2 separate regions of the Homo sapiens genome follow, and region 2 is linked to region 1. A link is a loop called in an ENCODE intact Hi-C map of the cell type or tissue named here. Cell type or tissue: CD4-positive, alpha-beta T cell. All regions are shown on one strand. Links, peaks and the distances in the headings refer to the core of each region. The heading gives the core; the rest is flanking DNA. Region 1 overlaps SLC25A12 (solute carrier family 25 member 12). Region 2 overlaps ITGA6 (integrin subunit alpha 6).

Region 1 (16,571 bases), core at 8,572-16,571:
TAGTGAATGGGATTAGTGCCCTTATAAATGAGGTTGAAGGGAGCTGCCTTGTCTCTCCTACCATGCAAGCACACAGCAGCAAGGTACATGCAAGCACACAGCAGCAAGGTACATGCAAGCACACAGCAGCAAGGTGCCATCTTGGAAGCAGAGAGCAAGCCCTCCCTCACCAGACACTGAATCTGCTGGTACCTTGATCTTGAACTTCCAGCCTCCAGAATTGTGAGCAATAAATTTCTGTTGTTTATAAATTACTCCATCGAAGGTATTTTTTAATAGCAGCCAAAATGAACTAAGACAGCAAGAATGAAAATCCCTGTGTACCTATCATAAGCCACTTTTGACATAAATATATAAGGATTTTCAACTTGTATGCATATCTATATGTGTTCACATAAGTATGTAGGCATAAAGTTGGACTACACTAATTCCTGGGGATGAGAGGTGGAAGAGCTGTTTCCAAACTACTCTTTAGAGATATACAAGCTTGGCTTGCTGAGGAAGACATAGAATTCTTCATCATAAGGAGCTGGCTAGTTACAGATCTTGGCCCCCAGGATTAGTAAATGCTCCGCCTAACATGTGGGCTTTTTGCTTTACCGATATGAAGGGAGGGTGTGTGTATGTGGTGTGTGTAGACACATGCTTAAGCTGAGAAAAAGCATGGGAGAGTTGAAAGATTCTAGGTTTGGAAGACTACTGACCTAGATCGTCATAGATTTTGCATTCGGCATAACCATTCCATTCCCACAACCATGCTCTCTGCCTCACCGAGGTCTTGTGCACTACTAACTCATTTGAGAGCACTATGCAGACTGAAAGCAAGACACAAAGGGAAAGAACGTGTTCTCCAGAAAGTGTGTTCGCATAGGGTTGTGAAAATTCACCTGCAACATTAGCACTTTGCTGAGTAATAAGTTTTGAGTTTCATGACTTCCATCCACTCAGGAGTATATACTCTCTGAAAGAGGTAATGCAGTCAGCTAGGTAAGTTTATCACTAATCTCTGATTCGAGTTTAACAATTAAAAAAGAACAGGTACTTACCAAAGAGACCATTAGAAAGTACCTAAAGGTTAGTCCATTTAGATTTTTTAATATTCTGCTTTGTTAATTTGAAAAGATATTTAAATTTATTCTCCCTTAAGTTTCTGGATCTATCCAAAAAACTACATAATTACTTTTTCTTTAAAAACTACTATAAACATCATTAATAAAAGTAATAAACAAGTCACAAACTGGCAAAAAAATATCCACAACACATCTGTTTGACAAAGGGCTGTATCCATGATGTATAAACAACTTTTACAATTAGTAAAAAATATGAAACCTAATAAAATGTACGCAAAAGACTTGAACAGATACTTCACACACACACACACACACACACACATATACGAATAGCCAATAAACACATGAAAAGATAATCAACATCTTTAGGAATCAGAAGAATGCAAATTTAAACCACAATAAGATACTATTTCACATACCTACAATGATTACTATCAAAAACACTACAGATATCAAACATTAGTGAAGATGTGGAACAACTGGAATACTTGTACACTGCTTAGGAGACTATAAAATGATCCATCCACTTCTAAGAACTAACTGGCAGTTTATTTTAAATTGAATATACATCGACTCTATTCTATTCTTAGATACCCAAGAAAAATGAAAATATTGGTTGACAAAAAGATTTGTACAAGAATGTTTACAGCAACCTTATTTGTAACAGACAAAAACCCAAACATCCATCAAGAGAAAAATGGATAAACAAATTGTGGTAAATTCGTACGATGAAATACTACTCAGCAAAATTTAAAACAAACACAAACCTGATACCCACACAAGGATGACTCTCTGAAAACATGTTAAACAAAAGAAGCCAGCCATGAAAGAATGCATCTCGTGCACTCCATTTACATGAAATCCAAGAACAACAAAACTTCAGACAGAAATCAGAAGTGTGGTTGCATGGGGTAAGGGAGAAGGGACTGAATGGAAAGACGCATGAACGACTTTTCTGGGGTGAAATGTTCATTATCTTAGGTGGTGATTACATGGGTGTATACAACTGTCAAAACTCATTGAGCTGAATATCTAAAATCTGTTCCTTTTAAAAATGTTAATTATACCTAAAAAACCAAATATGTAAATATGTCATATTCATACACTTATTAAAGGAAGGAAGGAAAGAGGCAAGAAAGTCACTATAAAGTTGAATAGTGTCATCTAGATTTATTTTGACACAATCAATGATTTGATTCCCCCAAAAGGACATCATAGAATAAAAGGACTTGGTCTAAAAAAATCAGAATACTTGGGTTCACATGAAACCTCCAGCATATATTAGCTGTGTAAATTGGGGTAAGAGAGTTAGCCTTTTTGGACTTCTGTTTCTCATCTACCTATTTTATAGAGGGTGACAATAATGCATAATAATGTACTTTGAAAATTCTAGGTTGACATTAAGGTACTATTTTTGCCCACAATAGATATCATAATCAAACATTCAATTATATTTGTGTCTTCGAATAAACATACATTTGTACATATAAATATTATATATAAACACATATATACAGGTGGTCCCCAACTTAACAATGATACAACTTATGGTTTTTTGACTTTACAATGGTGCAAAAGCAATATGCATTCAGTAGAAACAATACTTCAAGTACTCATACAGCCTGTTTTTCACTTTCAGTACAGTATTCAATAAATTACATGAGATATCCAATACTGTATTATAAAACAGGCTTTGTGTTTTATGATTTTGCCCAATTATAGGCTAACATAAGTGTTCTGAGCATGTTTTAGGTAGGATAGGCTAAGCTATGACATTCAGAAGGTTAGGTGTATTAAGTGCACTGTTGACCTAAAAATTTCCAACTCATGATAGGTTTATTACAATGTAACCTCATTGGAAGTCGAGGAATATCTGGATCTGTGTGTGTGTGTGTGTGTGTGTGTGTGTGTGTGTGTGTGTGTACAGAAAGACAGAAATTTTCTAATAGAAAAATAAACATATGGTCTGATAAGAATGGTTTACCTATGAGAATAACAGGAAAAATTATTTAAAACCTACTGTTACATATTTAATACTCATACAACACTCAACATTCATAAGAGATATTTACTGAGCAACTGTATACACACACATACAATCTTACCCCATCTCCACCTAAAAAAGGGTCAAGCAATTTTAAAAAATTATTATTATTTGTAGAGATGGGGGGTCCCACTATGTTGCACAAGCTGGCCTTGAACTCCTAGGCTCAAGCCATCTTCCCACCTCAGCCTTCCAAAGTGTGGAGGTTACAGTCATGAGCCACCACACCTAGCCAAGGTCAGGCAATTTAACCTAGAGTTCAATTTATAGATACTACAAACAAATAAACAAAAAACATGTTGGGATAGCACATCCAAGTTATCATAAATTCTGAATGAGTAAGTTTGTTTGAGAAGATTTTGATATAGATACAAAACACAAGTTTGGTTAATGTTCACAATGAGATTTAAAAATCTGAAAATGGGCCAGGCACTGTGGCTCACACCTGTAATCCCAGCACTTTGGGAGGCTGAAGTGGGTGGATCACGAGGTCAGAAGATCGAGACCATCCTGGCTAACACGGTGAAACCCCGTCTCTACTAAAAATACAAAAAATTAGCCAGGCCTGGTGGCGGGTGCCTGTAGTCCCAACTACTCGGGAGGCTGAGGCAGGAGAATGGCGTGAACCCGGGAAGCGGAGCTTGCAGTGAGCCAAGATCACGCTACTGCACTCCAGCCTGGGCGACAGTGCGAGACTCTGTCTCGAAAAAATAAAAATAAAAATAAAAATCTGAAAATGCACAATCTGTTTATACTACTATTCCCAAAGGTTATATACTACTTCTAAAATAAGACATTCCACTGTGACTCCCTCTTTCCTGTAGTAAGTGAGAGTTGCTTGCATTTCCAATCAGGAAGTCAGAGTCAACAAAACTTCCATCTGGTTTTAAAAAGTGTGTGTGTGTGTGTGTGTACACATGTGCACACATATGTCTATGCATAAGAGCATGTACACATGTATATGAAAACATTAGAAGGAAATACACCAAAACATTAGCAATCAAAACTAAAACAAAACTGACATTTAGTAATATCTCTCTCTGTTCAAGGCAAAAAAAAAAAACCTAAAAAACTTAGGCTTAAAAATCGGAAAAGACCTAGATGTAAAAGCTAAAACTATAAAACTCTGAAAAGAAAAAAGGAGGCATACATATAAAGTCAATTTCTATATACCAGAAAAAAAAGGCATACATCTTTCATGATCTTGGATTAATGACTTCTTAGATATAACACCAAAAGCACAAACAACAAAAGAAAAAATAGATTAAACGAACTTCATTAAAGCCCAATTCTTCAAAAGACATCATCAAGAAAATAAAAAATATCTGAAAAGGGACTCATATCTAGAATATACAAAGAACTCTGTAACCAAAAAACAATCCAATTTAAAAATAGGCAAAAATTCTGAATAGACATTTTTTCAAAGAAGATATACAAGTGGTCAATATGCACACAAAAAGATGCTCAACATTGTCAGTCATTAGGCCACAATAAGGTATCACTTTTCACTCAGTAAGATGGCTATAGTAAAAAGACAATAAGAAGTGTTATCAAAGATGTGGAAAGTAGCTGTGCATGATGGCACATGCCTGTAGTCCCAGCTACTCAGGAGGATGGGGCAGGAAGATCACTTGAGGCCAGGAGTTCGAGGCTGTAGCATGTGATGTTCACACCTGTGAACAGTCACTGCACTCTCAGCTTGGGCAACATAGTGAGACGCTACCATTATTTAAAAAAATACACACACACACACACACACACGCGCGCACACACATACTAGCAAAGATGTAGAGAAATCAGAAGCTTCACACTACTAGTAGGGATGCAAAAGGATGTAGCCACTTTGAAAAACAGTCTGGCAGTCCTGAAAATGCTAATTACAGTTGTCATATGACACACCAATTCCACTCATACGTATATACCCAAGAGAAATGAAAACATGTCCATGCAAAACCTTATATACCAATATTCATAGCAGCATTATTCATAAGTCAAAAGGTAGAAACAACTCAAATGTTTATCAACTAATGAATGAACAAACTGTAGTATATCCATATATTCAGCAATAAAAATGAATTAAGTACTGATACATGCTACAACACAGATGAACCTTGAAAACACGCTAAGTGAAAAAAGTTAGGCACAATGTCATGCTTACAAAAGGCCACATATCATGATTCCTTATTTATTTATTTATTTATTTTGAGACAGAGTCTCTCTCTGTTGCCCAGGCTGGAGTGCAGTGGGCACAATCTCTGCTCATTGCAACCTCCGCCTCCCAGGCTCAAGTGATTCTCCTGCCTCAGCCTCCCAAGTAGCCAGGATTAAAAGCACCTGCCACCACGCCTGGCTAATTTTTGCATTTTTTATAAAGATGGGGTTTCACACCATGTTGGCCAGGCTGGTCTCAAACTCCTGACCTCAAGTGATCCACACACCTCAGCCTCCCAAAGTGCTGGAATTATAAGCATGAGCCACCACGCCCAGCCTCCATTTATATAAAATATTCAGAATTGGTGAATTTGTAAAAACAGAAAGTATATTAATAGTTGCCTAGAGGCCAAGTGCAGTGGCTCGTATCTGTAACTCTAGTACTTTGGGAGGAGGAGGCAGAAGGATTGCTTGAGGCCAGGAGCTCAAGGCCAGCCTGGCCAAGTAAGACCCTGTCTCTATGAAAAACTTAAAAATTAGCTGAGGGTGGTGGCACACACCTGCAGTCCTAGCTACTCATGAAGCTGAGGTGGGAGGATTGCCTGAGCCGGCAGTTCAAGGTTGCTGTGAGCCTTGATCGCACCACTGCACTCCTGCCTGGGCAATACAGTTGCCTAGATCTTACGGATGGGATGGGAAGATTGAGAAGTGATAGCTAAAAGGTACTGCATTTCTTTCTGTGTTGATAAAAATGTTCTAAAATTGATTGTGGTGATGGTTTCACAACAAAACACTGAATTATACACATTAAATGGGGGAGTTGTATGGTACGTTAAGTATATCTCAATAAAGCTGTTATTTTTTCTGTTTTTTTGTTTTGTTTTGTTTTTTGTTTTTTTTTTTTGAGACAGAGTCTCACTCTGTTGCCCAAGCTGGAGTGCAGTGGCACGATCACAGCTCACTGCAACCTCCACCTCCTGGGTTCAAGCGATTCTCCTACCTCAGCCTCCCAAGTAGCTGGGACTGTAGGAACGCGCCACTTCACCTGGCTAATTTTTTTGTATTTTCAGTAGAGACGGGGTTTCACTATGTTGGCCAGGCTGGTCTCGAACTCCTGACCTCAGGTGATCCACTTGCTTCGGCCTCCCAAAGTACTGGGATTACAGGCGTGAGCCACCGCCCCCGGCCTAAAGGTGGTATTTTTAAAATTTGCATGAAAGATATCAGGTATTCAATGAGTAAGTGAATATATGAAAGAACAAATGAAAACCTATATCAAGTGTGAAAGAATATGGATTTGGAGATAGAAGTGGTTTGAACCACAATTTTGATATTTACTAAGTCAAAATTTGGATTTCACTAAGGTTTTAGTTTTTTCAACTCTAGTTGGGAACAATAATGAGATAATCCCTATAAAATGTTCAGCCCAGTAAGAAAGGTATCTATTCCTCATTAGCTGATTCAAGCTACATCAAAAGCAATAATCATCATCAACAATAGTAGTAACGTTTTAGTTAAGTTGGGTGCTAGAAGCATGGATGCTCATTTTATTATTCTGTAATTATATTGTTTGTATTCTTTTGCATGTATCAAAAATCACAGGCCTTGGCCAGCCTGGTGACTCACACCTGTAATCCCAAAACTAGGAGGCCAAGGCAGGTGGGTTGCTTGAGCCCAGGAATTCGAGACCAGCCTGGGCAACATGATGAAACCCCATCTCTACAAAAAATACAAAAATTAGCAGAGGATGGTGGCATGCACCTGTAGTCCCAGCTACTGGGGAGGCTGAGAGATGGGAGGAGCCCTTGAGCCCAGGAGTTGTCAAGGCTGCAGTGAGCTGAGATCGCACCACGCCACTCCAGCCTGGGCAACAGACTGAGATCCTGTCTCAAAAAAGAAGAAAAACAAACAAACAAAAAAACAAAAATCACATGCCTTTAAAAACAGATCATAAAGACCGGGTGTGGTGGCTCACGCCCGTAATCCCAGCACTTTGGGAGGCCGAGGCCGGTGGATCACCTGAGGTCGGGAGTTTGAGACCAGCCTAACATGGAGAAACCCCAGCTCTACTAAAAATACAAAATTAGCCGGGTGCAGTGGCACATGCCTGTAATCTCAGCTACTAGGGAGGCTGAGGCAGGAGAATCGCATTAACCTGGGAGGTGGAGGCTGCGGTGGGCCGAGATCGTGCCATTGCATTCCAGCCTGGATAACAAGAGCAAAACTCCATCTCAAAACAAAAACGAAAACAAAAACAAACCAGATAATAAAACAAAACATACAACAACAACAAAATATATAATGCCCAAGGACTAGAGATTTTCACTTCTAGGTCACTTCATGATCTAGTCAACACACACCATTTTTCCTAAAAGGGAATATTGTCATTTCCATGGCAATAAAATTTCCCTCTCATCTATAGGGAACTCAAGGCCTAGGTCCTAGCTAATCCTTCCTCTGGGAAAAAAAGCCTAGAACTCAATTTGAGCCATTTCTTCCTAATTAACCTGCAATAGGTTAATGTATTAGGTGCATCTTTAAAATTGGGTAATTTTTGGAAGAACAGCAGCATTCTTCTCACTAGTGGCACTGACAGCACTCAGCCAAAAGCCATAAGGACACCGTACATCGTATCACCACCACTACTCAGGATGATGAAGACTCAGGGTCAGGCTCACAGACAGCCACTCTTCACAGTGTTAATCTGGTGGCTGTTTGCCAGGTATCATTTAGGAAATGGAGTATCCTATGTCCCATACAGCCTGATATTCTATAAAGAGAGACTCATTCTTTTTAAGACTTTATTCTCTGTTGAAATTTATAGACTTTGGGGAGAAACAGTGAATTATGTTTTAACAATCATTTATAGCATAGCATAACTGAATTTGTCAGTAGAAACTCAATAATTGCACTTTTTTCTTCTTCCCTGAAAGAAGAGATTTAGAGCAAGGGGGAAGCAGAAAACGTTTGTGGTGAAGAACTGCAGACAACCTTATCATTCTGCCTAGAGTCCAACCTGACTATTTTTCATGCTGTCAATTTCCCACTAGACAATCCATCAAAGCCTCCAGAAATGAGTCATGATTAAGGAAGAGATTTAGAGTGTCAGCACAACCCTCAAGGCAACCCAGACTTCAATAGAAATTCCTAAAGTTCAAACCTATAAACAGGGTCGGTAGCTAGGAAGAACAAAGGAACTAAACATCTTATTTTGGTTTAACCACTTAGGTCACATGTCAGACATGGAAACAGGTCAGCTTCATGACCAAAAACCTGGATATTGCAAACGGAAACAAATAATTAGCTACATGGAACAGAAAGAGCATGACTTATATTTCTGGCAAAGGTATGCATGTGCTGTGATAAAAATGAGTTAGAAAGCTTCTTAACCAAACAGAAACTTAAAATGACCAAGAAAAAGAATATTTATGATTGGCAAAGGTTCGCTCTCTAGATAAGAACCAATTACAGAATCTAATTGGAATAAAGGAAGAAGAGAAACTTCATTTTTGGTGATCCACCTAAGCAAAAGTTTTATTCTATGTCCACTGTTAACTCTTCATTAAAAAAGAAATGTAGCCAAAGAGATTTCCTTCCTGAGAATGTGCTGGGGCATGCATACAGGCACACACACACCCACACAGCAGTCCACCTCTTCCAAAGCAACTCTGCAGAGGACTCAGGTATGTGCCACACTGACACATATCAAAGAGAATCTGGAGCAACCTCTCTCTCTCTCTGACCCCCGAGGCAGTGTCTCTGAATTAAATGTTGCCAAGGTCACTGACCTCATCACTTCAGGTTTCACAAGCAACTGAGGAAGTTTTAGCCAAGACTGTCAGCCAATTCAACTGGAAGTTATTAATGTTTCCAAGAACAAAATGGACTAAACAAGTCTGAAACGAACCATGTGTTATCAAATATGAAACAAATACCACAAATGAAATTAGTTGAGCTGCAAATAGATTTAAGAATTGGTCATGCTTACACTTTAAAGACAGAAACCTTTGTGCGCTAAGTAAATATCTGAGTCTCTTGGTTCAGAATTTCTGTCAATAGCTGAAATGTAGTTACCGTTATTATTGTTTGCCAATAATCATGTCATGCTTACACTTTAAAGACAGAAACCTTTGTGCGCTAAGTAAATATCTGAGTCTCTTGGTTCAGAATTTCTGTCAATAGCTGAAATGTAGTTACCGTTATTATTGTTTGCCATACCCTCTGGCCTCTAAAGAAGAAAAATTATTATTAAACAATGGCTTACTCAGTCCTATACCTAAGATATAAGGGCCCAATTAATCAGCCATCTCACACTTGTTTTAAAGTTCCAGTTAACATATATGAATGGTAACTCTATCCACTACTATATTTTCTGTACTCTATTTCTTAAAAGGCATAGGAATTAGAACTTTTAAAAAAGTCTGGAAGGTAATGCTTTAGGAGCATCAAAGAGATAGAGCTGATGAAAATGCCACCTCTTTTTTTGTTATTATACTTTAAGTTTTAGGGTACATGTGCACAATGTGCAGGTTTGATACATAGGTATACATGTGCCATGTTGGTTTGCTGCACCCATCAACTCATCATTTACATTAGGTATTTCTCCTACTGCTATCTCTCCCCCAACCCCCAACCCCCAACCCCATGACAGGCCCCAGTGTGTGATGCTCCCTGCCCTGTGTCCAGGTGTTCTCATTGTTCAATTCCCACCTATGAGTGAGAACATGTGGTGTTTGGTTTTCTGTCCTTGTGACAGTTTGCTGAGAATGATGGTTTGCAGCTTCATCCATGTCCCTGCAAAGGACAGGAACTCATCCTTTTTTATGGCTGCATATTATTCCATGGTGTATATGTGCCAAATTTTCTTAATCCAGTCTGTCACTGATGGGCATTTGGGTTGGTTCCAAGTCTTTGCTATTGTGAATAGTGCCACAATAAACATATGTGTGCATGTGTCTTTATAGTAGAATGATTTATAATCCTTTGGGTATATACTCAGTAATGGGATTGCTGGGTCAAATGGTATTTCTAGTTCTAGATCCTTGAGGAATTGCCACACTGTCTTCCACAATGGTTGAACTAATTCACACTCCCACCAACAGTGTAAAATGGTTCCTATTTCTCCACATCCTCTCCAGCATCTGTTGTTTCCTGACTTTTTAATGATCACCATTCTAACTGGCGGAAAATGCTACCTCTTTTCTACACTCAAAACCCGTTAGCTTTTACAATAAAATTTAAAACTTATTCCATATGATTATTGAGAAAACCTGCTTAGAATCCCTTGAGTTCAAGAGAAATGCCACTAAGATATCTATTATATCTGTGCAAAAAGGTCAACGGAATGTATTTGTCACAAGAAGCGCCTAACAGTAATACTTACACAGCCTCCAGCAAGAACTTCTGCTGGAAGTGGAACAGAGCCATCTCTTCTGGTAAATTTGTCCCGAACAAAATCATTAACCTAATTAGAAAGACAACATCAGTTAACCAAAATTCCCAACCATTTCTCTTCTGGCATACTGTTGCTTTTCCAAGTCAGCAAAATATTTGTCTTATGATAAAATTTAAAATTATCAAATGCTTACATGTAAAATTAAAGTTGTACAAATTCTGCGACAGTGTGCCAGTGTCAGCAGCATCAATTTTAGTTTTGTTTTTGAGACAGGGTCTCACTCTGTTGCTCAGGCTGGAGTGCAGTGGCATGATCATAGCTCACTACAGCCTCAAATTCCTGGACTCAAGCAATCCTCCCACATCAGCCTCCTGGCATAAATCACCACACTTGGCTAATTTTTAATTTTGTTGTTGTTGTTGTTGTTTTGGTAGAGCTGAGTTCTTACTATGCTTATGCTGGTTTAGAACTGGTCTCAAGTGATCCTCCCACCACCCAAAATGCTGAGATTATAGGCATGAGCTACCACGCCTAGCCTTGATTTTAGCTTTTTGGCTTAATGGTAATCTAAACAAATGACATAAATTCAGTTAGAGATAAACTTACAGTCAGTTTAATGGCCTTTTCTGGAGCAACCCCTATAAGTTGTGGTATCAGACCTAGGTAAAGGGACAGAATCATCAGCAATATAGCTGTACCAGACATGAATACACAAGCCCAGCAACAAAGAGTTTCCCCCATATTATTTACCCATCAAACATTGCAGAGTTTTCATTAAAATGGGAAAAAGATTATCCTTAAAACTCTGTATACATATGTAATAATTATTTACAAATGCAGTATAATGTCACGTTTTCTTGAGGCTATAAATCCTCTTCTTAAGCATGCTTACTTTAAAGCCTAGTTATCCAACACTTCCCAAAAAGTCCATGAAGAAGAAACGGAGCCATGCGTCTTCTCTATTCTGGGAACACTGCCAATAACAATGTAACCAAATTCCCTCCCTTATTACAACCAACAACATATAAACATACACAGATACTGTACACTTGGAAAAGCTCTGAAAAGCATGCTGTTAAGCATACCCAGATTTTGCTACCTACATAATGGCATACAGTGGCTTCGTTATTATAGAATACTAACTCCCATAATCTTCTCTTCAGAGAAACACAGCATTCAATATTCATTTATTTAAAAGGAAGCCAAAACTGCAAAGAAAAATGCAGTTTTAAGTATTGTTTAACGAGTATCTCCTATAAGCAAAAACATATGCCTGTTGTATTCTTATTGACTAATATATGTCAAGCTTAAGACATTTTAAAAGAATCCCCTCAAAACAAAGGAAATCATAATCCTTAGAAAGTTAAATTCCCCAGGCTGGTTGTAAACTGGAAAAGAAAAAAATAAACAATTCAACATCTGTTGGGCTCAGCTTTCTAAAGCACACAGCTTATCCAAATTGTTAGCATACTTTTTTGCATACATTTTTTAAAGATGCTAACAATAAACATTTTATATCCTTTAAATCATCCAGCCAAAGGGGAGTTATATATGTGTTTGCCTGCTTGCTGACTGCTGATCTTAAGCCTGCTTTGAGGATACTGCTGAGTTCCATAAGTTGAGAGCCACAAGTAATCATACATATAGGCTACTGTCAGTCAGGCTGAATTATCAATGATACACACAAAGCCTCACACACCTTTCATGCGTAGCAGACTGATTTAAAAGAACAAATCAGCAGATGGCAGTATTAACTTTCTAACCCTCGTGATTATCAGGCTCTATTACTTTTAATCTAACTCCCATACAACCATGTCAGCATGCATATTTGTTTTACAACTCGCCTCAATAAGGCTCATGGAATTTAATAAAGTACTGATTTGTGTCATTTTATCATTGTTGCCTGCGAAGAAATTTAGCTAATCTGTCAACAATTTTGTCAATCATCTGACAGAATAATGGACCAGTTGCAAGCAATATATGACAATCTCAATAATCATAGTGCTCACATACAGGACTCCTACAATCTTCTCCCTAATACAAAAGTCTCTCATTTAAAGAACTGCTTTTATGAGCTTACATCCTGAATAAAACCAACAATCCCCTCCCCTACTTGCTATATTGCATCCATTTAATAAACATGACATCTCTCTCAAATGAAATCTTCTGTAAGCATCTATCCATTGAGAAGGCTAAACTATGCAGTAAATATCTAGGTTCCTTTTAATAGGGGACATTTTCTTTGCAATTTAAAAGTATACCAAAGAGGAGAAAGGTCATTATTCAACAAAGAAATATTGGAGATATCAAGGAAAAAAACAACCTTAATGCCACTCAACCTTGATTCCCCATTAAATAAAATCTGGATATGCAGGGTTTAATCAGTTAAAACAAGCATTCACATGGAAAGGTCTGCATTCTGGATATTGTACGCCTTTCCACAGGGTACATGCTGTACAGGTGGAATTCAAAGAGACTACAGTTCTGAATATTTGAGGAAAACTCATCACATTCATTCTCAAGAGCAGGGTACTTGAGCCTAGTTTGATTTCGGAATAACTCTCTCCTATTATTCTATATATAATGCTAAAAATGAACATCCTTGTGACCCTCTACTTCAATTATGAGTTTATCGGAGTTATATTTTTTGCTTGAATACCTGTATATAATGCTAACCAGCGGTGTTTTTTTCCTCCTGTCCATGAGCATAAAGCTCTGTTCGGGCCCAGTCTTTCTTAGGAAGATTTCTAAGCCAAATAGTTCAACAGAGCTCAGAATAGGCTAGGGATTAATGAGCTTGTATGTGCAAACAAACAAGTACAGTAAATTACATAAATGGCATGGACTTGAGCATGTAGAGAGTATTTTCATAGAATCCCAAGTGGCGCCCAAAGAGATTAAAAAATTAATCTCCCTCCCAAAGGAAACCCTATATTCTAATGTGAAAACACATACATGAAAGTCATTCTCTCTCCAAAGAGACAAGTTCCTACAAAGACAACGGGGGGTGGGGAAAATTCTGCATGGGGCGCAGTGCTGCCTCTGATGCCAACTGCACTGTGCTCAGTCTAGAGTGGCTGCTAACATTCCCTGCGAAAGAAAATCTCTCTGTTTTGACTGTACACCTCTGAGCTAAGTGGGGGAAAGAAGCAAGAATTAGACTTGGAACCAAAGGGTTTTCCTTTTTTTTTTTTTTTTTAAACCTTCAGATGGCTCATTGGAAAAAATTTATAAATGGTCCCTGAAAGAGACAAAAACATTTGATATTTATTTCAGTTGAAATAAATATATGGAGGGTAAACTCATCTTTGAGTGGTAACCTGGATTCTTTTTCACAGGAAAGAGATGTATTTCTCCTCTTTAATTCTTTGAGAAAAGCAGCTCTATATTTCTTAACTATCATCCTTGTATTCCACCTGCAGATATGTGCCTTGGTTTGTAGGAGCATGGTGACATAGACCCATGTTGGGACAAACACATAATTTGGACACCAAGAAATATAAACCACAAGAAGAAGAAATGAAGACCTTATTTGCAGATTAATATTGCTAATCACCAGAAAGAATGCAAAAAGGGAAATGAGCAAAGAGAAAATAAAAAGAGAGAAACAGACCTAGTCTGGCTAGGCATACTACATATTGGCTTCCATAATTAGTGAGTTAAAATCTGCTGCTGGTGAGATCAAATCACTAACTTCAGCAGCTGGGATTTGCTTACTCACCCCTGTAGAGTCCAAAGAAGCCCTCATAACGCAAGACTTTCTTAAAACAGTCAAAGCTGTTTTTGTACATTAGCTCCCCAACAACAGAGCCAGAGCCACGCTGGTTTTGCATTCGGGTCTTCACCAGATCTATAGGATACACTGCAGTGGCTCCCACAGCTACAAACAGAACAATTTTTAGGCTTAAAAAAGAACACAATTAAATGGAGAGTCCATAAGGATGACAAATCTTATCTTAAAGGATGAGAAAATAAAACACAACATGTATTCTCACAAAAGAGAGTTTATTATTTTTCTTTCCCTCACAAACACCTTAGGGATAGCAGGCTATAGCAAGCACTGAAATCCATAAATACAGCTGCTTCAGAAAACAACTGTCAAGAATGCTCTTTGATATCGTAGGTTCATAAACTACAGAGTGGATTATCGAGTCACTTCCCAAATTAGATAATCAACACTCAGTTTTCTATAGTAACAACATTAAACTATTATGTATAACATTTATTTATATTTTCCATTAAATGCTTAAATATTATGCCAGTTACTTCTTAAAATGACTATATCCGTACACTAGGTGGCTACGATTTTAAAATTTAGTTTAATAAAGCATCTTGGTAAATTAATCATAGTTACAACCATAATATTAGAAACACACTTCAACATTATCCTATCCCTATGTATAGAATTTGGTTTAAAAGAAAATATGGCTATGCTTTAGAATTTCTCAGGGAATGAAAATTTATTTACATGAACGAGAGTATTACACATTTTGACTGCTGAAAGCCAAAACCTGGTTTGCAACTTCTAAAACTGAGAGTGAAAAGAAAAAAAAAAGTCTTTTGAGTTCAGGCTTATCTTAAAAAATCGTAAGCATTTTAATCACACCTGCTAGCTTCTTCTCAACAAAGCAACTTCAGATTGTACACATTTTCTAAGTAGAGTATTTAAGCAAAAACAGTCTCTCAAATTTTGGCTGTGAACAGGGAGGGAAGGGAGGTTCATTTTTGCAAATAAACATCAAGTCCAGATATTGTTAAGCAAGCGATAAGGGAAAGGAAAACATACAAGCAGAAAAGCAAAACTGGGTCACTTTGAGAGGCTCTTTTATTTCACGAGGTTCTGGGATTCATATCCCAAATCTCAATTTCTTTCTTTTTTTTTTTAGTTTTATTTTAGGTGTGGGGTATATATGAAGGTTTGTCACATAGGTAAACACGTGTCACGGGCGTTTGTTGTACATATTTCATCGCCCAGGTATTAATCCCAGCATCCAACAGTCATTTTTTCTGCTCCCCTCCTTCCTGCCACCCTCCCCCACAAGTAGACCCCAGTGTCTGTTGTTTCCTTCTTTGTGTTCATAATAAGCTCCTATTTAGTTCCCACTTATAAATGAGAACATGTGGTATTTGGTTTTCTGTTCCTGCGTTAGTTTGCTAAGGATAATAGCGAATCTCAATTTCTTAACCTGTCCCATAAACACAGTCTCATTTTCCATTTTTTCATACTGGCCTTAGCCAGTATAATTAAGGTGAGTGCAGCACTGCATCCCAGACTTTCACATCATTACAGAGGTTCTGTCCTGAAGACAGACTGGAGCCAGATGGTCATAGCCATTGCTACGACAAGTCTCCTGATCATAGGTAAAAATAAAGAACACTTCAGAAAGCCCTGAAGTCGTGACCCATGGGAACAATGAACTGCACCTTTGCTGATCTGCCTCAGTCTGGTGAGATAATATTACATTAACACAAGCCTCAAACAGCACACAGACATGTCACTCACCTCCAGCAACTGAGCCCAGAGTGAATCTGTAAGCAGACTCGGCAATCTGGAGCCAGATAGGCCTGCCTAACCCAGGAGACTGCTGCAGAGAAGAAAACGGGTAAAAAAAAATCTTGAAAGCGCACACAGCAAGTGAAAAAGCTACAATTTGACTATTTTAAGACAAGAAAAAACAAAACCTAAAAGTGATATTGTTAATGCAGTAATATCTTTTCTAAAAGAAGAAAATAGGATATTCATGCAGCCAAAAATGAAAGCAATGTATTTAAAAATAGATAACTCTATTGTCAGCATTTAAAAACCATGTTAGGCCAAATACACAGTAGCTTCCCACTTACCCCAATTTTTACAAGCCTATTAATGCCTCATTTATCTGCTACTGTTGGGGGAATACACTATCAGTTTACA
Region 2 (16,571 bases), core at 8,562-16,561, 670 kb after region 1:
TGAGAGCAGCTTGCCGGATGCAGTGGTGGCCTCCTCATCCAGCGAGAACAGCAGTGGCTGTCCTGCCTCTTACCAAGCATAATTACTTTTTCTTCAATTTCTTCCGTCCCGTGCATGCGTACAGGCCTGCTGTTTTTGACCAGCGTTTCCTATACAGATCCTGATCAGTTTGTTTATAAAACACGGCCTCCCCGGGAGCAGCCTGACACATTCCCTGATGTGATGATGAATAGCTACCTAGGTTTGTGACCTCTGCGACGACAAATAAATTGTCTTGGTTGTGGTCATTAAATTTTTTTTTTTGATCCATACAGAGCATAAATCTTTTTATGCCCTATTTTGTTTCCATTGAAGCACACACAAAAAGCATGCCATGGCTGGGGCTCTGTGGCCAGATGGTTGTAAGAGCTGGACTCCATATTGCCCTCTAATCTGGTGGCTCATGTTTTTCAATTCACTTCACAATTTGAGAACTGCAACGGTAGTGGTGAAGCTTTTCATAAGTAAAACCCAATAAAGGGGGTGAGCTTATATTATTCTGCATCTGCCTCACCTTTCTATAGAAACATTTACTTAATTTGAATGGTTTTGATATGGGCACTTCTATTTGCTTTTCACCAGATCTGTTATTTGTAATCTGACATCCTACCTGATGCTTTATAATGGGTGTGTCCTAATGTTTTCTGCCCTCTGAACAAGTATATAACTGATACCAATGACAACTTCCTCACCTCTGTTGTTTATACTAGGTTCTCAAATACCATGTATCATCAGTCATTGTTTTGTCTGCATGTTTGTGTCTGAGAACTAAGTTGGTCCAAAACAATGAAATGCTATCTATGGTGTATTAATGATGTTAGCATTTGTTTTTGTCTGATTACCAAAGAGTTGATGCCTCTTACCAAGCTTAATTACTTTTTCTTCAATTTTATTTTATTCCTGTAAAAATACTGGTCATTAAATTACAGCAGAACCCTGTAACATGCACTCAATTATGCTTCCAGTCAGGTTATATATTCTCTGTGTATATGATGTAACATAACCAAATTATTCCTGGACAATTCAGTATCTAGCTTGATCTCCTTTTACCATAGTTCCAATATTAAAATAGGGTGGAAATTGATTCTTAAGATGTATGAATACTTCAAAATTCAAGTTATACATAGGTGCTTTTAGTTAAAAGTCTTAATATCCATAGAAAGCAGTAAATTAGCTAGCCCCAGGACTTTGTCCTTGTGTCACATCTGAACTCTGTCACTCATATTACGAATGTGATAGCTGGTGGGAGGGTCAAGAGGAGAGAGGGGTGGGAAGCCAGAGGAAGAGGTAATGATGGAGTTACCAATGTCATAGGCCTAAAATATATGGATTGATGTGAGGGGCTCTATATATTTTGTTTTTCTAGGTTTTTCTTTGGACTCAGGGAAAGGTATTGTTTCTAAAGATGAGATCACTTTTGTATCTGGTGCTCCCAGAGCCAATCACAGTGGAGCCGTGGTTTTGCTGAAGAGAGACATGAAGTCTGCACATCTCCTCCCTGAGCACATATTCGATGGAGAAGGTCTGGCCTCTTCATTTGGCTATGATGTGGCGGTGGTGGACCTCAACAAGGATGGGTGAGAAAGCCTCAGGTTATATTATGCTGCAAATCATTTCTGCTTTGACTAGCTTCTATACGACTGGAGAAGAGCCGTCCTTTCAGGTTCATTGACGTAAAGAATATTTTTATTGCCGCATTTTTACCAGCCTATCTTTATCATTTCTATGATGGCAGCAGACAGACATTCATATCCCTCCCCAGCGTATAGGATTATATTTTTGATTTTCAGTTTTTACTTATATGTTGGGATCATGAGTCTATGAGAATTAAAATTTGAAAAAAATTGACTCAGAAAACACTTGCATGATTCTGTTCTGTGGTTTCATATGGGGCTGATGGAGCATCAGCTCCCGTTGAAAACAGGAATTGGTGATAAAGTAAAAAACAGATATGTGGCTGTTGGTGCCAGTTGGGGGGGTTAGAACAGTGAGGTCTTAATGGGAGTCCTGCTGTACTATGGTTCTAACTCGAGAAATTGGCTTTGAGTTCTTACCCTTAGTATTTTTCTTGGGGCGTTTATTATAGGCTACCTTGGTTTTTAAAAAATGTTATAATTGAGTCATAAATTCTGGAGTTGAGGGCCTTTCTATTATATGTCTTTGTATCCTTAGTACCTAGACTGGTGTTGCTGGTATGTTAGCTGTTGGTTCACGGCTCTTTCCCCTCATTATGTTTTTAGGTGGCAAGATATAGTTATTGGAGCCCCACAGTATTTTGATAGAGATGGAGAAGTTGGAGGTGCAGTGTATGTCTACATGAACCAGCAAGGCAGATGGAATAATGTGAAGCCAATTCGTCTTAATGGAACCAAAGATTCTATGTTTGGCATTGCAGTAAAAAATATTGGAGATATTAATCAAGATGGCTACCCAGGTAGATAATAGATTATGAAATGGCTATGATTTATAGATTATTTGATTGTTTAAATAATAGCGCTGCTGGGCACAGTGGCTCACGCCTGTAATCCCAGCACTTTGGGAGGCTGAGGTGGGCGGATCACCTGAGGTCGGGAGTTCGAGACCAGCCTGACCAACATGGAGAAACTAAAAATACAAATTAACTGGGTGTGGTGGCACATGCCTGTAATACCAGCTACTCCCAGCTTTGGAAAGCTGAGGCAGGAGAATTGCTTGAACCCGGGAGGCAGTGGTTGCGGTGAGCCAAGATTGCGCCATTGCACTCCAGCCTGGGCAACAGGAGCGAAACTCCATCTCAAAAAAAACAAAAAAAAACCCCGAAAAAGCCAAACAAATAAATAATAGTGCTTGTGTCATCTTACTTTAAAACATTTTACTAGAGTGTTTCTAAAGCGTTTGTTAAAATGTTAAAATGTGATGTTGTCAACAGATATTGCAGTTGGAGCTCCGTATGATGACTTGGGAAAGGTTTTTATCTATCATGGATCTGCAAATGGAATAAATACCAAACCAACACAGGTAACCAAATAACCGGGATTTCTACAGCTAGAGTCTCAACTTTTTGCCCTATAATAAAATATTTAGGTTTAAGTGACTTTTCACACAAATCTTATTTTATTTACAAGTCCACAATAGTATAAATTTTTTAAAAATGTATTACTAGAAGATACCTTCAAAATAAATATATAAATGTAATGACTTGCTTGTTCTAATTGTAAAATTTCTTAGATAAGTTAGGAATCAAGGTAATCCAAAGCAAATGAATGTTATTCTACCCTGACGGCATTAAGATAAGAGGAAATACGATATATTCTCTTTAGTAGCATACTAAATAGAGATGAAATTGGTCAAACAAAATAAATGACTGTAACTACATGGAGAATGTAGACACCAAAAATTAAAAATGTCTTTTGAGAAAAATAAGACTTGTAGGGAAGGTAGGGAGATTTGGTTTGAAATGGCCTGATTGACTTAATACAATAAACAAGCTCATCAGAAATGGGCTCTTTTCTGCTTTGAGATACTATGTAAATCGGATGACTTTTATGAAATGAAATGTATGAAGTGTTAGATCATATAGAAATTTATGACTTGTATATAATATAATTTACTTATAAGTGAACTCTCAAATTTCAGTTCAAAAGAAACTTGTGTGTCTTTTTCAAAGCATTGTTAAGAAGCTCATGGTGATAACCTAATGTCCATTCGGATGCCCTGTGTATTTCAGGTTCTCAAGGGTATATCACCTTATTTTGGATATTCAATTGCTGGAAACATGGACCTTGATCGAAATTCCTACCCTGATGTTGCTGTTGGTTCCCTCTCAGATTCAGTAACTATTTTCAGGTCTGTTATCTATGATTTTAGTGTTAAGCATGTTCTATAATCAGGTTATACTAAAATGTTGACCTTTTGGACTGAAATTTGTCATACCTATACTTCAAAGGTTTATATGAATTGTGAAGCTATTTCTTTTTCTTTTGAAGTTAGTAAACAATGTAATAACAACCTATTTTCTAAAATCTTTTAAAGTATCTGAGGAAAACATAGATCCAAGTTAGAATTTTTACTTCATATATTTTTAAAACCTTAATTTTGATGATGAAAAAAACAAAACACATATAAAATGTGACAGTACAAAGAACATACAGAAGGAAACCCCCTATAATTCACCATGCATTATTAAACTCCAAGATCTTGATTTCTATTTTATTTTCTGTGATTGGACCATGTATATTTAACAAAATTAAGACCATAATTGTGCATAATTTTGTAACCTGCTTTTGTCTCTTTAGGATACATAGTAGACTTTTCCTATGTCACTGAGTACTTTTCCAAAATGAAGTTAACAACTGTCTGTGAGGCATCTTCTGACAGGTTCAGAGCTTATTTAACCAACTGCCTTGCTCTCACTGGATGGTTACGTTGCTTCGCAATTTTTTTTTTTGCTCCCATGATATAAAAAGCTGTGGAAAACATTCTTACTTTTGTTTATATCCTTGATTATTTCCTTATTATAAATTCCTGGATGTGAAATTGATATATGTGCTTCAAGACTTTTGATTCGGTTTCGCCAAGATGACCTCCCAAAATGGTGCGACATTTCCCATCCGTGGTGTTTGAGTCTCCCTTTAACCAGCGCTTTCATCACTGCTGGAAATCACCATTAAAAATTGGAGGCTTTTTTTGGTTTGTTTTTTAATTTTCAAAAAGTAGCAGATTTATTTTTTTTAAAGTTAATAATATAGAATTATAGAAAATCCAGTACATTATTCCCATCTTCCACAAAACTTGTGTGCATTTCTCTACTTTTAGGGTATCATCAAAAGGCTACACTGTAACTTCTGCTGTCTAATCTGGTTTTTATTTAATCTTGGGCTATCTCTCCTTGTCAATACAATAGATGACTTAACTTTAGTCAGTTAAATGTTTGCCCCTGTCTATGTGTAACTGATATTTTAATATCCTTACTTTCCTGTCCTCATAAGTAGGTTGACTGTCAACCCTGTACACTTGTTCCCTCTTTACTTGCAGATAGTGTGAAAGTAGAATTCAACAACCCTTTGATAAGAAGAGGAGTAACTTCCCCTTATTTTACAAATGAGGAAACTGAGGCCCAGGACTTGGCTTGAGCTTTTAAGGCTGGAGCCTGAGAGGACAGAATGTAGCACCTAAATCTTCCTGACTTGAATCCTGTGCATTTTTTCTACTAAATTGTACTAGCACTTCAGGGTAGTTAGTAAATAAACACCAATTTTAAACATGAGGCAGCCAAACTAATAAGACTTATTTTCTATGTTAAAAGACACAGTTTTCATAATTCATGTATATTTTGCCCTCAAAATTGTGTGTTGTATGTTTAAAAAACAAAATATGTTCTAGGCAGAAATGTCTGTTAAAATTCTACAGTATGTAAAATACTATATCTGTGGCAACTGTGCCTTTTAAATATGCTCTCAAAACTTAAGAATGTATCTAGTTAGTATCTTAGAACCTAGCAGCTGTCTAAATGTAAAATAAAAATAGAATGGTAAACAATAAAGGAAAATGGAAAAACAGGGAATGTGGGCAGTATTTGACCCTTTATTGGACCCTACCTTCACTGTGAATGGACTTGTGCTCTAGCCTACCAACAGATTGATTCCAGAAGTTCGAGCTAGCTGTTTGGGATTTGGAATGCATTTTCTTGTAGAAACACTGTTCTCCAGAATGGCTGGGTTTACCACAAGCCCATCAGAGTCAGCCTAACTGAATCCACGTGGTAATGAAACCCCAGGCCCCATTCTGAGTTCTGGTGGGGAGCAATGGAGGTGGGCCTCCTCACCCACTCATACCCCTCAACCCACCGCATACCTGCATTTCTTGTGCCTGTGGCAGCAGTTGGGCCACAGACCCGTGGAGACCCCTGTGGCTGCTGGGAGCAGGGCAGCCAAAACATACGAAAAGATGTTTTCAGATGGTGAACCAGAGTAGGGCGTGGAATTGGATTCCAGCTTCTCAAGTGTTTGCGGGGTTGCAGTAGGCAGCGCAGAGATGGGAAGAAGTTTAAAAGTTTAAGTTTTTGCTTGCAGAGATATCGTGGGGGTAGAAAAGTTGTCAATCCTGGCAATAGGAAGGCAAAGACTGAAGGTTGTGGGTGGGAGACTCCGAGGGAGGCTGAAGAGAAGGGCAAGTGTTTGTACAATGGAGACTCCCAAGTTCAGGATTGCCTGTATTAATTCACATACTGTAGACACGCTGATCATGAGCATCTCAGGTATTAGGTGTTTGTTGGTGTAATTCTTCCAGAGGGTATGTTGGCAAGACTACTCGTAATTAAAAATGCACATATTCTTTGACTCCAAAATTCTGCTGCTGGGAATTTATCCCACAGATAAACTCAAGTGTGTGCACAGATGATGTTTGTGAAAGCAGAAAGCTCAACAACGTGAATGTCTACCGATTAGGTACTGGTTAAATAAAGGATGTTACACTGATACAGTGTAACGCCATCAGGTGTGAAAAACAGTGAACTAGATCTATGTGTATATACAGGACAAGACCTCTGAAATGGATGAGAAAAAGCCACATACAGAACAATGGCAATTAAGTTCCCATTTAGTTGAAATTATACATATATTTTAATATTTAATTTTAGATAATTTTAACTGACGTGTCTGGAAGAACATACAAGGCTACTTGGGTGTTCGGGTGGGAATGGAGACAAAATATTTACTTTAACCCCCACATGTTGCACATGTACTCATAAGTGTGTACGTTTTTAAACAAATATTGTATAATGAGGCTCTGCATTGTATACATTTATATCTATTAACAGTTATTTTCTTCAGCAATGGGGGAAAACGTCACGTGTATTTTTTTTCCTGTGTTTTTAAGCTGTGCTGGGCAGCTAAGGATGCTCTCTAGTATGTGAATTAGACTCACATTCAAGGTAACAGAGGCTGAGCTTGTTTTTCACTCCTTTTGTCTTCAGATCCCGGCCTGTGATTAATATTCAGAAAACCATCACAGTAACTCCTAACAGAATTGACCTCCGCCAGAAAACAGCGTGTGGGGCGCCTAGTGGGATATGGTGAGCATCCCTCTGTCTTGGTGGGATCCCCCTCAGTTTCCCACCTCCACTTCATGATGACTCTATTGTCCTGAGGAGCCACAGGGAAGATGACAGGAGTGCTGGGCAAAGGGAAGAGGGTCTGTCAAGTGTTTTTATAACATGTTGATCATCAATGGGCATTGGGGGGATTGGAGAGCTAGGGAACATGTTGGGTTTTTTCCACTGCAATAATGGATCTTTTAAGAAATATGTGTTTGATTTTATTCAGCCTCCAGGTTAAATCCTGTTTTGAATATACTGCTAACCCCGCTGGTTATAATCCTTCAATATGTAAGTACCTAGTACCTTTAAAATATGTCTACTTTCTGTCTGCCAGGTTGAAAGTTCTGCATAAATCACAGAAAAATAAAACTGCAGTGGCCAACATGGGTCTGTCAATTCTGGTGTAAAGAATTAAGTGTATGTTTTGTCTCCCTTTTAATCAGGAGGGCACAGCACCGTGAGGGAGGAAAAAAACTCCACTTGGTCGCCATTTGAGTTTTCCAGAGCAGATGGTTTAGGACAGAATGGCTTGGAAAAGTACTTATTTGCTACCACAACCATTTCCTCCATTTCTGTCTTTGAAAAGCAGTGTGGAAAATTGATTTTGTGGTTGTGAGGTGGTGGGTGGTGGCTGGTGGTTGTGAGGTGGTGGGTGGTGGCTGGTGGTTGTGAAAGGGCAACGGCAGGAGCCAGAGCACAGCACAGAGTCACTGCCAGGCTGCCTTCTCTTCCCCACGCCCCTCCCTCCCGGAACACCCGCCCTGTGTTCCCAAGAGCAGGCCCCTAGGGAATTTGCAAGCCGGCCCTGAGAGGTCAGAGACCTGGTCTCTGCTCCTGGTTTCAGCTTTGATACTGACTGACCCACAGGGCAAGTCCCTTAACATATGAGTTTGCTTTCCTGTCCGTTCAGAACAATGCCTAGTAGTCATTAGTGCATACAGTTGTGCTGGAGATCAACTGAGAAGACATGAAAAGCACTTTGTCATTTATTAGATACTGTTCTGCTTCCTTTTTTTGTAATTCAAAGTAAGATTTTTTTAAATTTTTGTGGATACATAGTAGGTGTATATATTTATGGGGCAACACAGGATTTTTGACAAGAATTTTGACACCGTTAATGATACTCTTAACAATAGTGGCCGTCGTAAGCTCTCCTCTGGCATGTTTTAATAGCAGCCACACTTCTTCAGCTGTGAGTCACCTGACCCCTGGCTCCAGAGTCAAGGCCAGGGGCATAGGAATTCCAAGAAAATCTTTTCTGCAAAGAGGAAGTGAAAAGAATGAGGAAATTCTCAACCCGGGTCCGGCCATGGTCCTGGCAGTTTGGGATTCTAGTGTACTGTATCTGCCACCAAGGGACACTTTGTGAAGAACAAGGTCATTCTGTCCTTTCATATGGTTGTCAGCCTTTACGATACTATGAGGTAATGAGTCCTCTGAAGTGTTCTCCCTGTTATCTAAAGTAGTAGTTTTCTTTATTTAAAAAGATGTCCCTTATAATATTCCAGAATATAACCTAATTCAAATAACCTAAAGTTGTTGCTTGAAACAGGAAAAAATAGCCACATAAGGACTAGGGTTTGCAATGGTGAATCCTCTCACACGTCACAGCTCTGTTCTTAGCTGTACTCTAATTCTTCTTTAACTTTATATGAAGTTTTATATAACACTAATGAATGTATCCACTAAGACAACAGAATGAAGATACTGACCTGTGATAAAGTTCAGTGAATTATGAAAAGGGACAGTTTAAATAAATGTACTGTCTTTAATTTTTTTTAAGTCCCCCTTCACCTGATTCTCAGTGTCATAAGCTCAGTTAGCCTTCATCTTTCCAGATTTCGAGCTGTCTGCAGGTGGTTTCTCCGTCTCCCCTTCTGTGGGGTCGTCTCCTGCTGTGTGGTCTCTCCATGGGACCTGCAGACCTTGCACGAAGCATTCTTAGAGTGGATGGATTATGACTTCGTGCACAGGGGGAGCTGTGGCCTTTTGCTTTGCTTTTTGATGCAGCCGGCATTTTGTCGAGTGTAGAAAGCAATTCTTTGTGTGGCTTTTAATGACAAGAAAATGTATACTGTGACTCTTCAGGATCTATCATCCTTTCAGTATCATTTGTGTTATTTTTACCCAAATGCCATACCTTACACTAGCCCACTTGGATAATGGGCCCTTTGCCAGTGTTTGGAATGAATTAGAGAGACAAGGAGAAAACAGTGATTCTTTGACTAGGCAGCCAGAGAAAAAGGGGAAACATTTTTATTCTGTTCTGATGGCCATTTTTTCAAACCACTCTCAGTTTGACTGTAGATGTGAAATATCATCAGAGCACTCCTTGACTTCCCCCAAATTAATCACCTATATAAAATACAGACTTTCTCCTAGCTGTAGCACAGCATTTGATGCCATGTGTATTACTTTTATGTTATGTAGCTACTCCATTAACCAAGTGTTTATGGATGGCCTTTTATGGGTGGAACTTTCCTTTGAAGACATTCAAAGAACATTTGCTTTCATTGCTTTTACTTCCACAGTAAATTCTAAATGAACTAAGACAGAACTTCTACAAAGCTACATAAGTTAATACATCTAAAATCTTCTCCCAGTAGCCAAGAATGTGAGCTTATTGTTTGACTGGGCTATTTTAGCTCAGCAGTCCTCAGATGTGGTGTTCCATACATATAGATATCTATAATTGAGCCGTAATGAGTGTTCTACTTGGCTTGCCCCTCAAGCAGTTAGCAAAGGTGGCCTGCAAAGATTTTAAGATGATGTGGACTGTCTGGAGGGTTAGGGAAGGTTAGAGTGAATTTGGCAGATAAACGGTTTTCCTGCACCCACACCTCCCATACTTTTGCTGTGAGGGGCACTTTTGCTGTGAGGGGCACTCAGCGTGTGAGCCTTTATCTGGTTCATTGTGAAGCTAGCAGGTCACTTATAAATGGATGATGTCAAGGCTGCAGAGGCCTAAAATGGGGGAGCATTCCATTTGGCAGCTGTGACATTTAAGAATTCTCCAGATGGACACAAAAATTACTATTGAAACTGTCAGTGTTTCTAAATTTTGTTCTGAATAGCTCACATTCAGCATAAGAATGTCACATCGTGTGTGTGCGCATGTGTGTGCAAGTGGGGAACCAGTTACTGCCACTTCTGTTCATCTGTTCCATAAATCATATGTCTATCAGGTGTTGTGCTAGTTGCTGGGGACTGTGGTGGGGAATAAGACTGATGTGATCCTTGTCCTCGGCTTTGCCCCACTGTGGGAGACAATCAGGAAATCACAGCGTAGTGGGCTTAAATGTAGAGACTGGAGAGATGGAATACTCTAGGATCGCGAAGAGAGGCCAGGACAGGCTTCCTGGAGGAGGTGAGGTCCAAGCTGAAATCTGAAGGGGAAGGGAGGGCTTAGCCAAGCAGGCCAACACTGCTGGGAGGTGGAAGGGAAAAGAAGGGAAAGACAGCTGGCTGAGGGAAGGAGTGACTCCTGCGGTGGTTAGGAGGCAAGTGAGACCTGGGCATCTAAGACCCTGTAGAAAGCAATCGCCTTTTGTGTTTGTGATAGAGACTCAGAAGCTGGTGCTGCTTCTGTCCCTCTCAGTATGACCCCAAGCCTCCCCAGAAAAGGTCTCTTCCAACTCTAAAGTGAATATTAGAATGTGAGTTATTCATTTTCTGTGTTTTCTGTAGCAGATTTTTGTCCTGGAGATTGCCTTCTCCAGCCCTCTGCACACTTTGGTTTGCTTTCCCTTTTGATGGTTAGTGACTGCTTAATGAATGTAAGTAATTTAAGTATTGGCCCATGAAAAACAAAGTTAGCAGCCACATCTAATGAACCAACAAAGAATGCGTTCTGAAGTAAAAAAATGAGATTCTGATCATCCACATCCTAGCTTCCCTCCAGGTTCCATTAGTGTAGGTTATCAAGAACAGGCTGTGCCTTCTAGCCCAGTGCAAGGTAGGCAGTTTGGTTGTGGGAGCTATATTATGCTGACCGACAGGCCCTCCATCCACTCAAAAATATATAATTTACCTTGTAATTCTTTTTTATCTTTATTATTATTTTTTTGAGAAAGTTTTGCTCTTGTTGCCCAGGCTGGAGTGCAATGGCATGAATTCAGCTCACTGTAACCTCTGCCTCCTGGGTTCAAGCGATTCTCCTGCCTCAGCCTCCCGAGTAGCTGGGATTACAGGCATGCGCCACCAAGCCCAGCTAATTTTTGTATTTTTAGTAGAGACAGGATTTCACCATGTTGGTCAGGCTGGTCTCAAACTCCTGATTTCGGGTGATCCACCCACCTTGGCCTCCCAGAGTGCTGGGATGCCAGGCAGAATTCACTGTGCCCATCCTCTTTTTTATTTGTTAAGGTAAAGGTCTCATCCTACTGTCGAAAGACTTCTCCATCTCTAAAATATATTATTCCTCTGTTTAGACAACTATCCTTTATCAGTGCTTCTTAAAACTTTAATACGTATAAGAATCATCTGGTGATGCTGTTATTAATAAAGCAGATTCTGCTTCCGTAGGTGTGACTGGGCCTGAGGTTCTGCATCCTCACAGGCCCTCAGGAGATGCTGCTGTTCTAGAGATCTTTCCCAGATAGCAAAGGCACGAGGCCACTTGAATAAGCATTGACTGGTTTAAAGGGAGAAAATCAGTTTAGGTGCTCGGGGGAGTGTTGGGTTCCTCTGCTTATCGTTAGTATTCTGTGGGTTCATGAACTTCAGCCAGAAACTGATTCTTAATAACTGCTGCTGCTGAAAGGTTTTAACTTATTCTTGAGCTCCCCCAGGTGGCACAATGAAAATTTAACTTTGAAACATTGTTAACAGCAAAAGGAAGGAAAAGACAGCTTGATTTGAACCATCACAATTGTGCAAATGCATATTACCAGGAAATATGAAGAGAAACAATGGCAATGTTTTCTACAAGGAATTAAAATCTTAAAAGGAGTTCAACATGCTTGTGGCTGGATTGTGCATGAATGCACTTACGTTAATATGATTTTAATTTTATCTAGCAATTGTGGGCACACTTGAAGCTGAAAAAGAAAGAAGAAAATCTGGGCTATCCTCAAGAGTTCAGTTTCGAAACCAAGGTTCTGAGCCCAAATATACTCAAGAACTAACTCTGAAGAGGCAGAAACAGAAAGTGTGCATGGAGGAAACCCTGTGGCTACAGGTGAGGGCTGCAGATGGTCACATCTGTTTTATGAAGAGGACAGAAAAAGGTTATATGGTGATATACAGATTTCTGAAATTTATTCTGGCAACCTCTTAATCAATACAAAATCATTGTTTTGGAATTCCCCAATAGCATGTACACCCCACTTAACTCTGACTGCATGCTTTTCATGCAGGATAATATCAGAGATAAACTGCGTCCCATTCCCATAACTGCCTCAGTGGAGATCCAAGAGCCAAGCTCTCGTAGGCGAGTGAATTCACTTCCAGAAGTTCTTCCAATTCTGAATTCAGATGAACCCAAGACAGCTCATATTGATGTAAGTCTCTCTGACTTTCATTTTGCCAAAGTTTTTTTGCCATTTATGATGCTAAATCAAATGTCTTTGAAGGGAATAGAACTAGTGATTTGCTTTAAAGGCCATTCTTTTGTGTTAATATGTTTTTAATGTACGCAAAGTTAGAGAAGACTTGTTTCCCAAATTAGCAATAAACATAAAAACATGAAATACAATTTGGGGCCAGAGCGTATTTTCCTTCTTCATTTTTGGCCATTATAACCTATCGAGACTATAAATGGTAGAGCTTATATTCTAACACTGTTTCTCCTTTAGCTGTACATAGAAAGAAAAATACATTGTGTTTTACTTACCATTGAGAATACTGAAATGTAGAAAGCAGTGTGTTGCTAGTCAGAACATTAAAATCAAGGAATATCAAAATTCAGCAAAGCAAAAAAGTATTATTAGCATACAGTAGTCATTTAGTGCCTAATATAGCCTAAGTCATCTTTGGAAGAAAAATGTGTATTAGATGGCCTGTGGGATACCTCATATGAGGTGGGGTCTGTTTGCTAGGGGTTTAGGATGGTTAAGGTGCAAGGTTAGCCCGGGCAGCTATGACAGCTTGATTTGGCATTATGTTCTTGCTTTCAAAATCTAATTGATGATGAACGGGTGTGGTGGCTCATGCCTGTAATCCCAGAACTTCGGGAGGCCGAGGCGGGCAGGTCACTTGAGGTTAGGAGTTTGAGACCAGCCTGGCCAACATGGTGAAACCCCGTCTCTAGTGAAAATACAAAAGTTAGCGGGTATGATGGAGCATGCCTATAATCACAGCTACTCAGGAGGCTGAGGCAGGAGAATGCCTTAAACCCGGCAGGTGGAGTTGCAGTGAGCCGAGATGGCACCACTGCACTCCAGCCTGGGCAAAAAGAGTAAGACTCTATCTCCAAAAAAAAAAAAAAAAAAAAACAACTAATTGATGATGAGTGTCTGTCCACTATGGGGCTGCTGGTACTGGTGCCTTACTGAGGCAGCTTTGCAGAAGTGAGTCCTCACTGTCTCAGGAGCTGATGCTTACATCTGCATATTGTCAATCATTTTTGTCACCAAATATAGTTCCTTATATTTCTGTATACTTTTATGTACTTTTATTATTATCATGTTAATATTACTTGTGTACATTCCCAGCTCCATAGCTAGAGATGATTTTCTATTTATCGGTGTGATTATCAAGAACCCATTGGCATGGTGCTAGTATGCTGTTTGCTTACCTGACCTTAAGCTCTCTGTTTCGTCATCTCTACAATGGAGATCATAATAATAGTATCTTTTTAGAGGCCTGTTGTGAGGATTAAATGAGTTAAGATATGTAAATCGAGTATTATAATCGTTGGTATCATCATTATTATTGATACTTCTTATAGTAGCCCTATAAAGTTAGAATGGTGGTATCTCCACGTTACCTATGATGAAACTTGGACTCTGAAAGGTTAAGTGACTTGCTAGCTAAGTAAGGGGTAGAGCTGCGTTTCAAACCCAAATCTGTGTGGCTGCTGGGTCACACTCTTCTATACCACACTGCCTCCATGCCCTGGTCAAAGTGTTCTTCAAACACAATTTTACTAAAGGACAGAATGGAAATTTGATGTGTGGCAAAGTACATTTAAAGCTTGAATTCTGCATTGGTAATTGTCACACAGGGAAATGAACTGTGTGGAATAGCCAGTCACCTACATCGATGCCTTCCTGAGTCCTGAATGGTGTAAATTGACAATAGTTTTCGTTTTCCTACAGGTTCACTTCTTAAAAGAGGGATGTGGAGACGACAATGTATGTAACAGCAACCTTAAACTAGAATATAAATTTTGCACCCGAGAAGGAAATCAAGACAAATTTTCTTATTTACCAATGTAAGAATCGTTGTGTAGCACTAGCAAAAATGATTCTGGCTTCATGGTGGCTTTGTGTTAAGAAAGTTTACTGGAAACGTATTGAGGACTTTGCCTTTTTGTTCTTGTTTTCTTATTTTTAATAGTCAAAAAGGTGTACCAGAACTAGTTCTAAAAGATCAGAAGGATATTGCTTTAGAAATAACAGTGACAAACAGCCCTTCCAACCCAAGGAATCCCACAAAAGATGGCGATGACGCCCATGAGGCTAAACTGATTGCAACGTTTCCAGACACTTTAACCTATTCTGCATATAGAGAACTGAGGGCTTTCCCTGTAAGTATTGTTAGAGACCAGCTGAGAGGGGAAAAAAATCAACACTGTGTGGCAAATGAGTGGATTGTGACCTAGCGTGTGTTTCTTTTACAGGAGAAACAGTTGAGTTGTGTTGCCAACCAGAATGGCTCGCAAGCTGACTGTGAGCTCGGAAATCCTTTTAAAAGAAATTCAAATGTAGGTGATGCCTTCATATACTGTATTTTACTGTTTTAAATACCATTGCAGTGTCTGTATGCATGGCCTGTGTTAACAGCTATTTATGTTTTTTTAGGTCACTTTTTATTTGGTTTTAAGTACAACTGAAGTCACCTTTGACACCCCAGATCTGGATATTAATCTGAAGTTAGAAACGTAAGAGTTACATCAACCTCTCCATTCAGAATTATTTCATGAAAATATGGGCAGTCAATGAATTGGCCCTGATCTACCTCATAAAAGAAGTCTAATTGTAGTGAGAAAACTGACTGGTAAAATACAACCCTATTGTTTCCTTTTCATTTTCAGAACAAGCAATCAAGATAATTTGGCTCCAATTACAGCTAAAGCAAAAGTGGTTATTGAACTGCTTTTATCGGTCTCGGGGTAAGTGTTTGTGTTTAGCATAACAAATCAATGTTTGAAAGAACCATTTACAATCCTCATTAAAACTGGTGTTTTTTAATTTGACAGAGTTGCTAAACCTTCCCAGGTGTATTTTGGAGGTACAGTTGTTGGCGAGCAAGCTATGAAATCTGAAGATGAAGTGGGAAGTTTAATAGAGTATGAATTCAGGGTAAGTTGGAGCAGTTGGTCTTTTCATTATACCAAAAGCTGACATATACTAGGTATGGTCTTGAGTATGTCATTTTAATAAATCAGCAATATTAATAAGCATTGTAAGTAAATCATGAGTTAAAAATTAGTTTGCCAGCTTTTAAAGAACATACTGGCTTATAGTAAAAATTTTATCCTCCAGGATGGAGAACAATTGTCACTGTTCAGAATCCAGTTCAGTTTAGAATGCGTTATGATTTATTCCTTCCTCCTTTATAAGGTCATCTTTCTCACTGCTTGTGGTTGAAAGAATATTAATGTATGCCTACCTTTCACAAGCCCAGTTTTTGTGGTGAATGTAGATTTGGTATATGCCTGTAGGAAAGGCAGTGACTGGCTCTGAACCATTTCAAAGTAGGCAATCACAGTGACTCTCTGTCCTGTTGAATAAACATAAACATAGGGTACAGAGTCTGTTCGTAACTCACACATGGGTTTAGGTCTGTGTGGCTGAAATCACATTCCTGAAGGCATAGTGACCACTGTGGTGAAAGCCTCAAATGGCAAGCATGGGCCCACCTGACTCCGGCAGAATGAAGAGGCTGAATTCTCCTCTGTGTGTCTCTTAGCATTATAGACACAGCTGGGGCAGGTGGTGGTGGTGGTTATGATCTCTATGCAGGTGCAGCTGGAAAAGAAGTCTTTGGGTTCTGGAACAGTCTCGACACCAAGAGGGCTCTTACCTCCTGTGTTTGGCTTCTGCCGCAGGACGTCACTCTGTTCCCAGCTTGGACTCTCAGATTCATGGCTGTCCTAATAATGGTTTTGCAGAATCTCCTCTGGGACAGAGGCAGCTTCATTTTTGCAGTGGATGGGGTTTTCCAGAAGCAGGTTGTTGGTACACTGCCTTGGCCCAGGACTTGTCATTGGCCAAGCAGGGTGGTTACAGGGCAGTTCACAAATTCACACATGATTTTCCCTGGGCGTATGTTGAGAACATGGTATATCTAC

Evidence for each region. Hi-C counts contacts between places; a loop is a spot of excess contacts. Peaks named below come from ENCODE experiments on the same cell type or tissue, not always from the same donor. Only the 100,000 strongest peaks of a DNase experiment are listed, where the experiment ranks them.
Region 2: it touches region 1 in a loop (17-fold over the local background); 6 of 110 quality-filtered maps call a loop at or near these places.

What each region holds. Positions count from the first base shown.
Region 1 is chr2:171,798,958-171,815,528 of GRCh38, forward strand. SLC25A12 (solute carrier family 25 member 12) reads right to left here. Exons shown (of 18, transcript NM_003705.5): 10 at 16,164-16,245; 11 at 14,382-14,540; 12 at 11,267-11,319; 13 at 10,649-10,729. Among named protein-coding and RNA genes, the nearest start is that of SLC25A12, 87 kb to the right of the region's middle. In CD4-positive, alpha-beta T cell, for the core only: CTCF peaks have their summits at 12,441 (motif pointing right) and 12,641; no DNase peak of the experiment used is centred there.
Region 2 is chr2:172,472,650-172,489,220 of GRCh38, forward strand. It overlaps ITGA6 (integrin subunit alpha 6), which reads left to right. Exons shown (of 26, transcript NM_000210.4): 6 at 1,406-1,616; 7 at 2,280-2,473; 8 at 2,948-3,036; 9 at 3,746-3,864; 10 at 6,992-7,090; 11 at 7,341-7,402; 12 at 12,133-12,293; 13 at 12,472-12,615; 14 at 14,374-14,489; 15 at 14,615-14,804; 16 at 14,898-14,981; 17 at 15,079-15,158; 18 at 15,312-15,389; 19 at 15,477-15,579. PDK1-AS1 (PDK1 and ITGA6 antisense RNA 1) reads right to left here. Exons shown (of 4, transcript NR_199657.1): 3 at 15,890-16,000. Among named protein-coding and RNA genes, the nearest start is that of ITGA6-AS1, 15 kb to the left of the region's middle. In CD4-positive, alpha-beta T cell, for the core only: a CTCF peak has its summit at 11,941; a DNase peak (open chromatin) is centred at 11,882.